Regions from separate parts of the Homo sapiens genome. Here region 2 is linked to region 1. The links are chromatin loops, found by intact Hi-C in ENCODE. Cell type or tissue: PC-3. All regions are shown on one strand.

Region 1 (8,000 bases):
GGAGAGACCATAGAATAGGCAGTAGTGTTCAAACTTAAAAGTGGACCACTTTTTTTTTTTAAAGGGGAGAAAAAGCTTTCCAAATCTCGGAGAAAATATTTTATATCCTAAAATAAGAATCATTGATTGGTAGGGAAAATTTAGGGACATAAGATTCTTCTAGTTAAAATTATGGCTTTGCTCATTATTGAGGTACAGCTTTGGGAGGGTGACGTAGCTTCCTTGAGCCTCAAACTCCTGGTTTGTAAAATGAGGATATAGTAAGGACTGTCTGAGAGGATGGTTGTGGTGACCAAATGTGTTAGCATGTGAAGAGGGTATGAGTTGCTAGACAAGCAGCAATTTTCTTTTCCCCTCTTTCCTTACATGCTTTCTCCTTAGTGAAAGACAGTAATTTACCTAAGAATAAATTTGATTAACTTCAAACTCTGCATTCCATCCTAGAATTCTCCAGAACTTCTAAATGATTTTTTTTAATTTGCACATATTAAGGTTCATTTTTTGTGTAGTAAAGTTCTGTGGGTTTTGAAAATTGCATAATGTTATTTATTCACAGTTATAGTGTCACAGAATAGTTCCACTGTTCTATTCAGCTCTTCCTCTGTTTCTTCAGAACCCCTTGCAATCAGTTTTTGATGACAGTGAAATAAGCTACTATAAACATTTGTGTGCAGGTTTTTGTGAGGACATCAGCTTTCAACTCACGATTGAAATACCTAACAGTATGATTTTTCAAACACATCGCAAGACTGTGTAGAGCTTTTTAAGAAACTGGCATTCTTCCAAATGGCTGTCTTATCTAGTGGACCCCCCAAGGAGTATATGATTCCATAGGAGTGTGAGTCTTTGAATGACTTTGGCTGTGTGGCAGACAGACTCTAAGGTATATCACAATAGTACACAACTCTGGTATTTGTGTCCTCGTGTAATTTCTTCCCCTTGAGTAATCATGGATCTGTGACTTGCTTCTACTCTCACCAACAGAATATAACAAAGCGATGGGATGTCACTTCCATAATTACTTCATGTTATATACATCTGCGTCTTGCTAGCAGACTTGCTCTGGAGGATCTCCTTGCAGGATTAATGAAGTAAGTGACCATATAATTAAAACTCACATGGGAAGGAATGGGGATCGGTCTACAAGAATTTCAGGTGGCCTTTTGGAGCTAAGGACAGCCTCTAGCTGACAGCCAACAAGAAGCAAGGTCCTCAGTTCTACAACTGTGGGAAGATAATTCTGCTGACAATCTGAGCTTGGAAGTAGATGCCTCTCTGGTTGATCCTCTGTGTGATAACCTAGCCCTGGTCAACACTTTGATTGCAGCCTGTTAAGACAACTACACAGAGGAAATAATTATGCCCATATGCCTGGCCCAAGGAAACTGAAGTTCAATTTTCATTGTCATCTGTCTTAACATCTTAGTGGTTTACTCATTAATTAGTGAGTTAAGTAAAATATTTGACACTTGTTAATTTGATGTTGTATTAGTTAGAATTCTCCAAAGGAACAGAACTGATAAGATGTGTATAAATATGGAGGGAGGTTTATTATAAGGGATTGGCTCCTACAACTATCAAGCCTGGAGAGTTGAAAATCTGCAGTGTGGGCCAGCAGCCAGAGACCCAGGAGAGCCAAAGGTGCAGTTCCTATCTGAAGGTAGTTTGCTGGATAATTCCCTCTTGCTCAGAGAGGCCAGTCTTTTTATTCTACTTAGGCCTCCAACAGATTGAATGAGGGCTGCCCACATTTTGGAAGAGAACCTACTTACTGAAATTCACGAATTTAAGTGTTAATCTCATTCCAAAACACTCTCCAAGTTGACACATAAAATTAACCGTGACAGATATTTATATGAGACTGAAGATTTTTTTAATAAATTATCTTTTAACAGAAGGGTAAGAAGTGTTAGCAGCCGTGTTGAAGTGTTGCCATTTCAGAAAACTTCACTGAGATATAAGTGAGAGGACAAGCCCTGTGGGAAATCAGAACATTCCAGGAAGAAGTGCAGGGGCCTGGTGTAAGAGTGCACTTCTCTAAAAGACAGGCAGGAGGCTAGTGTGGCTGGCACAGTGAGAGCACAGGACAGAGGAACAGGGATGGAGGTTGGAGCTGTAACAGAGCGACAGATCATAGGCCACTGAAAAGATGAAGGATGTAGGGTTGTAATAGAGTGAAATGGTGAGCCATTTCATGGTATGAACAGAGAAATAATGAGTTAATTTTGCAATATGTTTTTTTGATATAATTTCAATTAAAATAGGCCTTAATGGCAAAAAGTCAGGTACTATTTCAGGAATGTCTAAGATGCCATTTGAACTGCAGTTCAAAGTATTTAAGTAAATTATCGAAGATCACAAAGGTAGTAAGTGAAGGAGACAGGTCTGTTTCTCTTTTCCCTATGATATGCTGTCATCCCAGTCACTCTCAGCAGGAATCATCAAATTAGTCTAGGTAGCAAAAGACCAAACTTCTCTTTTCTTTTCGGTGAGCTCAGGACTAGGATTTGTATGCAGTGATGAAAGCCACTTCTGCCTCCTACTAATGGTCTTTGGCTTAAAAATGTCAGCTTGTTCATTTTCCCAGATTTCAATCTACTCAGTGATATAACGAAACAGGTTTTTTCCCCCTTTCCTTCAGTCAAGAGGATAAGAAATATTTCTCTGGATAATGCTATTACAATATTCAACAGCAGCTCTCTGGAGAGAAAGGATAATTCAAAATCTTAAATAAGATATTCAATTTGAGATTAGTTAAGTGGTTATTTGGCTGAAAGGGATTTGACAAACAAGAAGCACTTCTCTATCTTCAGGTAAAGGAAATATTCAGTTGGATTTAATTAGCAGTGGGATTTTTAAAAATGAGGATTCTAAGACCAAGTGCAAAATACGGCTCTGTGATTCCCAAGTATATTTTCTCAGAGATCGTAGTTAATATACAGACTGTAGTCATGCATTTTATTAACAGTTATGGTCTTGATCAATTCATTTTAAAATCACACAGCTTTCAAGTCTGGTAATTTTAGGCTTGGAAGAACATACATCATGAATAAATGTTGGCACTGAGTTTCTTTAGAACTCCCCGGTAAGCATATTCAGCCCTGGCATGGCAGAAATACTTGCAGGTTAAAGTGAGCCCTTGTCTTTGGATTGTCTTTGTGAGGATTTCTTCATGGGGTCTGATGGCTCAAAAACAAGGATACCATTGATCAAAATCTAAATGATGATGAAAATTACACAAGTTCTAACAGTGGGAGATAGTGAGTAGCTAGTTTTGCACTGTGAATATTTTACATGTTCTAAGTGTGGGAAGACCTAGGCCACTTCCTCATTTGTCCTTTTGTCCCCCACTATTCTTATCCCTGGTGTGGAAGAAGGCTTTAAGTATGACATATCAAAATTCTACTCTGAGAGACAGTGGGTATTAGAAAGTAAGAGGCTTGCTTGTTTTTGCAATACTTCATCCATGAAGAATGTGAGCATTTAATGCAAAAGATTCATAATGGAAAAATGTAGCTGCTGTGAGGTAAAGTCATCCCCAAGGAAAAAGTGACAGAAAGGAAGGGAGAGACAAAAGAAGGGAAATGTGAACTCTGGATGGCTATGTGAACCCCAGGTGTCCCTGTAACATTGATGGGGGAGGCAAGAGGGTAAGACAAAAAAAGATTTTCTCTGGCTTCTGAAAATTATGGGGCTTATGGAAAGCTTTCTGAGACACTATCATGCTTTTCCACATTTATAGGGCATAAGTGTATGTTAACGTTTATTTTTTGTTGTTGTTGTTTTGAGATGGAGTCTCACTCTGTTGCTCAGGCTGGAGTGCAGTGGCACGATCTCAGCTCACTGCAACCTCTGCCTCCTGGGTTCAAGCAATTTTCCTGCCTCAGCCTCTCAAGTAGCTGGGATTACAGTTTCCCACCACCACGCCCGGCTAATTTTTGTATCTTTAGTAGAGATGAGGTTTCACCATGTTGGCCAGGCTGGTCTCAAACTCCTGACCTCAGGTGATCTGCCTGCCTCGGCCTCCCAAAGTGCTGGGATTGCTGGCGTGAGCCACTATACCAGGCCCATATTTGTTTTAAGTTCAAAAGAATGCCTTACATATAATATAAGGCTTAGAAGATGAACATATGCATTTATCTTTCAATTCTTCCAGTGATGTACTGTAGCCAGCTCATAACGGCTTGTGAGAACTGATGGCTAAGTTTTTCTGGAACTTGTGAGGCAGTTATTAACCATGGGTAGCTTGAAATTGGCCATGGTAGAAATATTTACACACTGGAATCCAGCAAATGGTACACATCAGGGTTTCCACCCACTCACCCACATGGAGAGCCAGCTGTTAAACCTTTCTCAGCACACTACTGAGGTTTTCCTCTCACTGCTCAACTCCATGCCATGTGTTTTTCTTCACTTCCCATCCTGCTTATAACCTTCTCCTAGATACCACAGACAGCACAATCTCTGAACACACTTGTCCCCACACAGTCCAGCTCCTTCCTGACCTCTCACAACATTCGGCACTGCAAACTGACCTCATCTTCCCTTTCCTCCTGCTATCATGTCCCGTGCAATTCTGAACTCTTTTCTTGATTCCTTTCAAAAATTCTGGTTTTTTCCTCCTTCTTGCAAATGTATCCATTTTTCAAGAGGCTAAACTGAACCGTCTTCCTTCCTTCCCCTTTGGCCAAGCCATTCCTTGCCGAGTTTATATTATTGCTTATTTATATTATTGCTCATCCCCTATTTTTCATGGTTCAGTTCCAGGTTAGTATTTCAACAGCCTGCTAGATGTTTGCACATGGGAGGGCCACTGATATTACAAAGTCAATCTTTGCAGAAGCAAACACATTATCTCTCTGTGTCTCCTCAACATGTCCTCTAACTTCTTTATTCTTGCCAACGACGCCATCATCTGACCAGTCCCATATACCCTATCTGATGACGACAGATAGTTTAAAAATAAGAAAATTTTGAATAGTTCTTAACATCTAATTTACTGAAAGTCTTGCTAAAAATAACCCTCATAATTTATCCTCATAAATGTTTCTCCTGACGTTCCTCTTCTTCAACACACTGCCTTAGCTGAGGTCTCCTTGTTTGGCCTCTTTACCATTGCACCAGACTTCTGATTTGTTTTCCTGCCCCAAATATCCTCTGGAATGGGAGGCACCAGATGTAAGGTAAAAATCCCTAAGACATTCCAATGATAAACCATCTATATTGGTCTTATTAATAATTCATGTCCCTAAATTCTTTGTTATCTCCCCCTTCAAGAGTTGGAGCCCAGTTCCTTCCTCTGACTCCTGCCCCTGCCCATGTTTGAGAGTAGGCGGGACTTAGTGACCCACTTCTTTTTTTTTTTTTTCCCTTGAGACGGAGTCGGGGTCTCACTCACTGGGCTCACTGCAACCTCCGCCTCCCGGGTTCAAGCGATTCTTCTGCCTCAGCCTCCCGAGTAGCTGGGACTACAAGCACATTCCACCATGCCTGGCTAATTTTCTGTATTTTTAGTAGAGACGGGGTTTCACTGTGTTAGCCAAGATGGTCTTAATCTCCTGACCTTATGATCTGCCCACCTTGGCCTCCCAAAGTGCTGGGATTATAGGCGTGAGCCACCACGCCTGGCCAGTGACCTATTTCTAATAATAGAATAGAGCAGAAGTGACAGGGTGCAACTTCAGGGACTAGGTCATTAAAAGCATGAGGCTTCCTCCTCATTCACTTTCTCTTGGAACGCTCTAGGGGAAGCTATGTCATGAAATGGCATGAAGACATTTAGGCAGCCTGTAGAAAAGCCCATGTGGTGAGGAACTAAATGTTCCAGTGAAAGCCATGAGATTGAGCTATCTTGGGGGATCCTCCGGCCCACTCAAGTCCTCCTACGATTGTAGTACTGGCCAACAGTTTGACCACAGCCTCATAAACCCTTGAGTCAGAATCACCTAGCTTACTCACTTCTGGATTTCTACCTCTTTGAAACTGCAGAAGTAACAATGTTTGTTTTTTTAAGCTGCAACATTCTGGGGCAATATCTTATGCAGTGATAGATAACTAATACACCATCCATCTTACACTCTGCTCCAAAGTAAACTTTAAAAGCAGAGTTCTGAGCATACCATTTCACTGCTAAAAACTTCTAAAGGCTTTGGAATTGAATTTTCGTCTCTTGATAAAGACCTATCTTTTCAGTCTGTTAGTTAAGGCCTTCCATGATCTATCACCAACCCATCTCTTTAGCTTTATATCCCAAAATACTCTCTATTGCCATTGCTGTTTCAGCCAATCTGGAAGATGATCTATTCTCTGTTTAATATGCTCTTTCCTATCTTAATCCTGTTCCCAAAAGAAATGTAGTAAAGTTTTTCATGATGATCAGAGAGGCTTTTAGCTTCATCATTATTTGAAAACTTTTTCCTTAAGGAAATACAGACATGAATGCTTCTCTTAAGTACAGCAGAAGGATAGAGACTTAGAATGAAAGATGAAGAGAAGAATATGTTTTGGGTCAGCTGGGTGCGGTGGCTCACGCCTATAATCCCAGCACTTTGGGGGGCTGAGGCGGGCGGATCACTTGAGGTCAGGAGTTTGGGACCAGGCTGGCCAACATGGCGAAACCCCGTCTTTACTAAAAATACAAAAAATTAGCCGGGCGTGGTGGTGCGTACCTGTAATCCCAGCTACTCAGGAGGCTGAGGCAGGAGAATCGCTTGAACCCAGGAGGCGGATGATGCTGTGAGCCGAGATCGCGTGCCCCTGCTCTCCAGCCTTGGCGGCAGAGTGAGACTCCATCTCAGAAACAAAGAATATGTTTTGCGTCATCTGGTATTTCTGCAGATGAGGACACTGGAACAACTATTTTGGTTGGTCAGGAGCGTGACTCCGTCCTCTTTTCTGCTCCATCTCTCTATTGACTTTGGGCCCACTTCTTCCAGAGCTGCTATTTCTGAACTGTGTCAGGGTGTCCACCACTCTGGCTCTGCTTGACCAGGATGTATATGAAACCTCCCTGATATTAAAAAATTGTGCTCGATTTCATTCGTCACCTGGCTAGAGAAATTTATCTCTAATCCTTTTCTTTCTTTTCTTTTATCCGTTATATGTTTAAGTGCTGTTCTTCATGCTTTTACTTTGAGGAAAGTGTGCTTATGCAAAAACAGTTAACATTTTAAATTTTACTAAAAAAACAAAATTCTATCTCAGTCCTTAGGCACTAGTAGCTGCTTTAGCAAAGGCAGAATTTTGATTTCTCCTGCCTGGTGCTTTTGCGTTTACGATGGGGGCATCTCAAGTCCTGTTACACTCTGTCCATTTAATTTAGTCATGTGAGTAAATTGAGGCCTGTTCTTGCTAGACTCTCCCATGGGAACAGAATAGTTAGGCATGAGTCAGCCATCTGATATGCCTTTAAAGTAGGCAGTGACTTGTAAATGCTTCCATCCTCCTGAGGTGCCAAACCCCATTCAATTTTTTAATCTGGAAGATAAAAAAGTTATATTTTCTTCTTCAAGACTGTCACATAATTGTGTGACATTTCTTAGACAATGACAATCTACCAGCTTTCCTATATGAAAAAAGTGTATAGTCTGGGGTACTGACGACGTGTGCTGGGTAATTTTGTGTGCCAGCTTGGCTGGGCAGTAGTGCCCAGTTGTTTGGTCAAACACAGTCTAGATGTTGCCATGACAGCATTTTTTTTTCTTAGATCTTATTATCATTGAAATCAGTAGACTTTGAGTAAAGCAGATTACCCTCCATATTGTGGGTAAACCTCACCCAGTTAAACACCTTAAGAGAAAAGACTATGCTCCCGGGAGGAGGAATGAATTGTGTCTTAGGAATCAAGACTGCAACATCAACTCTTGTTGGGATTTGTAGCCTGCCAGCCTGTCCTGTGGATTTCAGTCTAAGGCCCCATTATCATGTGAACCAATTATTTAAAATATATCTCTCTCTATATGTATATATCCTATTGGTCTTGTTTCTCCAAAGAACCCAAA
Region 2 (8,000 bases), 160 kb before region 1:
GACTGAAAGGAGTTTTAAAGACAGAGGCACTGGAACCAATGCAAGACAGCATTTTGAGCAATTCTCTATTTCCAAATTTAATGGTGAGACACAGAGGCACAGATCTCAGGGGAAAAGATTATTACCTATAATGAATAATAAGAGACCGGCATTACCACACCCTAGTAACCAAGACAAGGATGGATTCTGCAAAGTAACTCCAGAGCTGGTAAAACTGTGAATGTCTGAATGTAACAGTCACTCTGGAATCACCAAACCTAATGTTGCATCCCTGATAGCTATAAACAAATTAGATTTATTCAGCAGGGCAGTCCAAATGCCTGAGCCACTCCTAAATCGGCCTAGAGGTAGAAGGATGATCTTAATGATGTATGACAAGACTTGCATTACAAAATAATTTCAATTACTGGATGTGTTAAAAAGCCACTTTGCAGCTGTTAGAAAAATTTACAAATGGATTTTAAATACATCTAATGCAAAACAGGCTTTAACTTTCCTGTTACAATTCTAATTTCACTCTAACCTGTAGAAACCAGCTGGGGAATGGATCTAGGGATGAGAACAGAAAGCTCCTAAGGAAATTTGGATGAAATGAAGCAAAGAAAGACTTCTTCTAGTTTAGAGGAATCTTCCTTATCAGAATGTCATCATGGAAGAAGATGCCTCATTACTTAGGTTATTTCAAATTACACCAAAATTCTGACTCAAAAACCTCACTATGTGGGCTACTAGAAGATTACCTGAAAGACCTCTCTCAAGAATTCTCACCAGATTCCTCAGGCCAGCTTTGGAGGTCCTCTATGAACTGGTACCACTTTGCCTGTGCAACCCTCAAAAGCACAAACTCCGTAGTGAGATCTATGGTCCATTTTCCTCATCATTGTACCACCTATAAGCTGAGTAATGTAGGCAAGTTATGTAACTGCACAATACCTCAACTTTCTGAACCGTAAACTAAAAATAAGGCCTTCTCATGTAAATTTGGTTTTAGATTCCACAAAATTATATTCTGGAAATGACTTACCTGACACATTATAATAAGAATAGCTTGTACAATTAAGGAACATCCGCTGTTCCACTCACTTTGTTTTCCAATGGCAACAAAGTTTTTCTATTTGCCTCTCACCAAAAATAGTCTCCTGAATCCTCTCCAGCTACACTGAGCCTGCCTATCCCTTAAGTTTAATTCAATTCCCCAATACTCCATGATTCTTCTATGGATATCCCGAACCATAGTCATCTATCCCTTTATTAAACTATTAAATTCAATGTTACCTCCCATTTTCACAACTATAGAAAGCTATTTCCCAGTTCAACTGCTTCATATAAGCAATCCTATCCTTCCAGTCAGAAATGAAAGTTGGAGACAAGAAGACCTGATTTTTAAACCTTTTTGTTACTCACAGTAAGCCCAATGCCATGACATCCACAAAGCATTGTGCAAGGATAATTATCAATTAAATGTCCATATTAATAAGTATTTTTGATGTTCAGTGCTCTCAGAAATATAGTATGACATGGCCATAGTACCATAAGACAGCCATAAATAAAAATTGGAAATTAATACAAGTCTACATAACTGTGCCATCAAAATCAGGAATACAGTAAATCTGTGTTCCTGGATCCCAACCTACAAGGCAAGGCAGAAAGGATGACTACACACACACACACACACACACACACACACACACACACAGAGGAAACAGGAAAATGAGCCATAAGTTGAATATCTCTCAAGAAGCACTTTCAACACCAAATAACAAAAAACATGACTCAAAATGGAAACGTATTTGTTTACATAACTAAGAAAGCCAGGAATGGGGCCAACTGTAAGTCATACCCTGATTGCTCTCTGTCCCCTGGGCCTGATCAGCTGTACTCACACTCTTTTTGGGGTAGCAATATGGTCTAGCACAGGTGTCCCCAATCCCCAGGCCACGGACCAGTATCCCTCTGTGGCCTGTTAGGAACCAGGCCACATGGCAGGAGGTGAGTGGCAGGCAAGCAAGTGAAGCTTCATCTGTATTTACAGCCCCTCACCATTGCTCACATTACTGCCTAAGCTCCGCCTCCTACCAGATCAGCAGAGGCATTAGATTAGCATAGAAGCGTGAACCCTATTGTGAACTCCATGGGTGCGGGATCTAGGTTTCGCAATCCTTTTGAGGACCTAACGCCTGCTAATTTATCACTGTCTCCCATCACCCCCAAATGGGACTGTCTAGTTGCAGGAAAGCAAGCCCAAGGCCCCCACTGATTCTACATTATGGTGAGTTGTATAATTATTTCATTATTTATTACAATGCAATAATAGTAGAAATAAAGTGCACAATAAATGTAATGCACTCGATTCATCCTGAGACCATCCGCCTCCACCTGTCCGTGGAAAAATTGTGTTCCACGAAACCGGTCCCTTGTGCCAAAAAGTTTGGAGACCTCTGGTCTAGCAGATCTAAGCCCCCATTCTGTCACGATAAAGGAAGGAGAAACAGAAGAGAGTGCTTTTCTCTCAGCAGTCCCAACAACAGTCCCATTTCATTGTATTGACTCTGATTATCTGCCTGTCAGTGAACCAATTACCACAGCCAGGGGCATGAGATATTCTGATTGACCAGGCTAAGAAGCATGTCTGCTCCTGGAGTGATGGCTTAGCTGACTCCACAGAAAACCTGTAAGCTGAAGGCAAGAGAAAGAGGGGGTTCCCCCAGGGGAAAGCTGAACCGCTATTATCACAAAAAGGGTGAATAACTTCTAGACAATATAAACAGCACAAACATTTGTGTTCCTGGTAAAAATGACTAGTTGATTGATATTTAAATCCATAGATATGGAAATCATCTAACTTTCCCACCTCATACACGTTTTTTTCTAATTCCTGAAGAATATATCCACGAGTGCATTGTGTAAAACCAAGAGCGATTCTTTGGAGAACTATAGTTCACTGTCTGAGTCTCCTCACTACACAGCTTGTTGATTTCCACAGATCATTCAGTGGTAAAACTGGAATTCCCAAAGTCTCTTTCCCTATGCTACTATTAAGGCCATGCATGAGATAAAAGGCCAAAGCACTGGTCTAGTTCCAACCTTCCCATAAAGAACCTACCACAGGCCGGGAGCGGTGGCTCATGCCTATAATCCCAGCAATTTGGGAGGCCGAGGCCGGTACATGACTTGAGTTCAGGAGTTTGAGACCAGCCTGGCCAACAAGATGAAATCTCATTTCTACTGAAACTACAAAAATTATCCAGGTGTGGTGGTGGGTACCTGTAATCCCAGCTACCCGGAAGGCTGAGGCAGGAGAATCACTTGAACCTGGGAGGTGGAGGTTGCAATGAGCCAAGATCACATCACTGCACTCCAACCTGGGCAAAAGAGCGAGAATCTGTCTCAAAGAAAAAAAAAAATCCTACCACAGAGCTTTGGAAGTTTACAGACAGTAAAGAGTAAAGATAATCAGCCAGTATAATTTTTTTTCTTTTTCATGAAATGTAAAAACAGGATCCAAAGAACTATGATCATTATAGATTCTCATTCCCACCCCATGTTCTCAAAAGCAGATTTATTTCATTCTGGTTAATTGCATGCTGCCTCCAAAAATATGCAATTTAGGGTTCAGTTTGCTCCTTGCTTTATTTTTAATTGCATTTCTGTATTGTGTCTTAATTACTATAATTCAAATCAAATTAGATGTTGTTCTTTTACTTATTTAGAACACAAAATAAAATGAGTAGATCCCTGCCCTACAAAACATCAAAGGCTTTGTGCAAAAACAGCAACAACAAATATTTATCAAGCACTTGCAGATATAAGACAGGTTCTGTTTCAGTCTCAGGAGATAAGTGCTCTGTGGGTGATGAAAACAGGGCAACATGATAGAAAAGGATTGGATGGTCAGAGGAGGCTTGTTTCAAAAGACAGTAGTAAAGTTGAAATGTGAATTACAAGAAAGGTAGCCACGCAAAAATAAAGTATGTTTCGGTATGCTAGTGCAAAGACCCTGAAAGGGACTGAATATTTATGTACCCTCCAAAATTCATATGGTGAACACCTACTCCCCAGTGTGATATATTAAGAGGTGACAGCCGTGGGAGGTAATTAGGTTTAGATAAGGTTCTAGGGTGGAGCCCTCATAATGGAATAATGCTTTTATAAGAAGATACCAGAGAGTTAACCCCACCCCTGTTATGTAAAAATCCAACAAGATGGCCATCTGAAAACCAGGAGAGGGTTCTCATCAGACACAGAATCTATCAGCACCTCAGTGATGGACTTCCCAGACTGTAAAACTGTGAGAAACATATTTAAACCACCAAGTCCATAGGATTTTTGTTATAGCGGCCCAAGCTGACCGAGACAGACCCTGAAGTGTGAGCAAGCTTGGTGTGTTGGGAACGGAAACAAGCCACTACATATACGTGAGTGTGGTTGGTATATTTGTGTGTGTATTAGGGATGGGAGGTAGGGGGATTGGTGGTTTAATTTTGTTTTTCTTGATTACAATAAATTCAGGAAAATCTGGTATAAATAATGAGGTCAGAGAACTGGTCACAGGCCTGGTCAGATAAAATTTTATAAATCAGAGTAAGGAGTTAGATTAAAATCCAAGTTCCACTGGAGGGTTTTATTTCCAGTAGGGGGAGCCAAGTTATTGGCTTCAACTTCTTAAAAATTTAACATAAAAGGCATATGGACAAAGGGTTCTATTGAAAAAAATTGAAAGCCAAGTATTTGTTAAAGACATCCAGGCAAGATATGGTGGTGATTTGAATGATAGCAGTAGGAGCAGAGAGACAGAGAAGTGGGTACATATTTGATGCATTTTGGAAGCAGAGGCAAAAAAAATGTGGTAGTGGATCTTATATGGTAAGAGGAGGGGAAAATAAGGTTGAGGATTGCTCTTAGCTTATTGACATAAGCAATTGAGTGGGTGGTTTTACCATTCACTGGAATGGGAAAGAATATAGGAAGAGTTGAGTGAGAGTAAGTGACAGTCAAGAATTCTAGTTCATGTACTACATTTTCTTTATCCATTCATCTGTTGATGGACACTTAGATTGCTTCCAAATTTTGGCTATTATGGAGTACTCTTCAGCAACAAAAAAGTATGAGATTCTGTCATTTGCATTATGTTAAATGAAGTAAGCTAGGCACAGAAAGACAAACATCACATGTTCTCACTTATTTGTGAGATCTACAAATTAAAATAATTAAACTCATGGAGATAGAAAGTAGAAGGATGGTTATCACAGGCTGAGAAGTGTAGTTGGGGTGGGGGAGGAGGTAAGGTTAATGGCTACAAAAAAAATAGAATAAGACCTAGTATTTGCTAGCACAACTGGGTGACTATAGTCAAAATAATTTAATTGTACATTAAAAAACAACTAAAAGTATACATTAAAAAACTAAATAAAATAAAATTAAATTAAAAATAACTATAAATTAAAATATATATATATATAAATTTAAAAATAACTAAAAGAGTATGGTTTGTGATGCAAAGGATAGATGCTTGAGGTGATGGGTAATCACCCATTCACCCTTGTGATTATTATGCATTGCATGCCACATCTCATGTAACCCATACATATACATACCTACTATGTACCCACAGAAATTAAAATAAACAACTCTAGTTCAGACCTCTTAACTCTATGATATCTATGAGAAATCTAAACATGTGGTAAGTAGGTAGTTACATACACTGGTGCAGAGTTGTGGGAAGAGGTCATGTTGTGAGTAGTGAATTGGAAGGTGAAGGGCATATGCATGGTATTTATAGGCAGGAGGCTAAGTGAGTTCGCCTAAGAAGAATGAGTACTTAGGGAAGAGAAAGGGGTCTAGGACTGAGCCATGAAGCAATGCAATATTTAAAAGCTGAATAGAGGAGAAGCAGTTAGCAAAGTAGGCCAAGAACAAGCAGCCTCAAAGGAGCCTCAAAGGAGCCTCAAAGTAGGAGAAAAGCCAGGGAAGTGTGCTGTTCACAAAGCCAAGAAAACAGAATGTGAATAGTCATGGAATAAACAGCCACAATCAGTGCTTTTGAATGGAGTTTAAGACAGTTTAACAGTTTAAGACAGTTTAAGAAAAGAACAGACCTAATCAGTGTGCTAGCAATGTGGATGTCATCGATATGAAATGAGAATAGTCTCAATGGAGTGGCAGGGACTGAAGTACAATTATAGTGGGTTGATAGGAGAATGCAAGATGATAAGGTGGGAACAGCAACTACAGACCACATTTAAAGAATCTTACGGGAGAATAGGAAAAAAAAGTGTTGGCAGTAGAGTCAACAGAATGTTCTTTAAGATAGGAGATATTGAGATATCAATAGGGGATATAGTGATAGTGGAATTGTTCAATAGAGAAGGAGAAATAGATTATTCTGGAAAAAGAATTCTGTATAAAGCAGACATGAGGTCCTTGAACAGAAGAGGATAGATTCAGGAGACTAAAAGGGGAGGGTTGGTCTCATCTAGGAACAAGAACACATTCAGCCATGGAAAGAGAAGGACAGTCAGTATAAGTATATTACATAAATGCAGGTGGGTTAATAAATATGATGTTGAAAATATAAATAAGTACCTTTATTCCTATTAGCTCAATAAACTATGAGGGAAATTATAGCTGAGAATTAGAGTTTGTTGAAATGGATGAGGCTTGAAGAGAGAAAATAAGTCATTTGGAGAGTAGGAAAACATACATAATTGGCCTGTAGGATAGGACTTCTGGAGAATACTGTGTCTACATTTAAAATGAGGAATACACATAATCACTATGTTTGATTATTCTTCACCATTCCTTGGCATTTTGGTGTAAGAAAGAAAAAACAATATTTTAAGGTAAGTTCACTTTTTCTGTGACATAGAGATATTAGACATGAACAACCAGGGAATATTTGTTCAATAAATGATGTAAAAATCTGTAAACACTGACCCTGTGATGCCAAAGATACTGATAAGAGAACATCGAACATTCAGAGCAAAGCGAAAGAAAGTGGGGACTATACACAGAGAGCAAAGCCTTCCTCAATGAGTAACTAGCAATCTGCAAGACTAAATATTAATATATTGGAGGAAAGCAAAGCCACCTTACAATTCTACTGGTGACATTTTTACTGCCAGTGCACAACTTTTGCAGTGTCTGCTTCACCCACAACTTCCCTCTGTGATAACTTCCCTCCCTGCTCAATCTATGTTATGGGACCCTGTGGCCTGTTTGCCCTGATGGTCCTCTTTTCATGGCCATACCTGATTGATGCAGAGATGGATATGTTATCCATGTTGCTCCATCCACTTTGTCTTGATTGTTTGAATCAGCATTAATTGATGCTTATCATTTTCTGCTGGCCATTTGATCCAGACCTGTAAACTTGGGAGCTGAAAAATTCAGGAAAAATGCCCCCCTAAAAAGAAAAAGGTTGAAATTACCTGTCTAGAAAGAGAGGCCTTTCTATGCACCTGCTTTGATTCTTGAGAGCTTTACAGTACCAGGTTTCAAACTACCTTGGACTTGACTCTACTTCCCAACATAAGGTTCTAGGAGAAAGTCCTATATCCTTATAATGAGCTCTGCTCTCTTGCCTAAGCATTGGGCTTTTTGTAATTTTGAAACGAAGAAATTCCCAAGTCTTAAAGTTAACTTTGTGTAAATATATAAACAGTGTCAAGAATCTTCTCAAAATCAAAATCATTTATTTCAATTTATGTAATTGTTCATATAATCAAACAATACCTGTTCCCCAAAAACCTATTGAAATAAAAAATTCAAAAAAAAGCTAAAAACGAAACAAAGAGAATCTTCTGAAAATCTTAAGATGATATGAGGAAAGAATAGTTCAGTGTTGACTGCCATGTGTTTGCTCATAGGATATGAGGAAGAAAGTAGGTATAAAGTGAGGTTCTATCAAAACACAGACTCTTTTCTCAGCTGTACTCAGCTAAGCACTTTTACCAGCTCTTAATGAAAAAGAAAAATGCATAGTGGCATCCCTATGTGTAGCA

What was found. Peaks named below come from ENCODE experiments on the same cell type or tissue, not always from the same donor. Only the 100,000 strongest peaks of a DNase experiment are listed, where the experiment ranks them.
Region 2: it touches region 1 in a loop (12-fold over the local background); 4 of 110 quality-filtered maps call a loop at or near these places.

The regions. Positions count from the first base shown.
Region 1 is chr10:106,553,756-106,561,755 of GRCh38, forward strand. No RefSeq gene overlaps it. Among named protein-coding and RNA genes, the nearest start is that of LINC02624, 420 kb to the left of the region's middle. In PC-3, CTCF peaks have their summits at 2,021 and 4,970; DNase peaks (open chromatin) are centred at 3,506, 4,786, 5,906 and 7,376; H3K4me3 peaks cover 506 bases; H3K27ac peaks cover 6,527 bases.
Region 2 is chr10:106,396,723-106,404,722 of GRCh38, forward strand. No RefSeq gene overlaps it. Among named protein-coding and RNA genes, the nearest start is that of LINC02624, 260 kb to the left of the region's middle. In PC-3, a CTCF peak has its summit at 4,626 (motif pointing right); a DNase peak (open chromatin) is centred at 1,759; H3K27ac peaks cover 5,830 bases.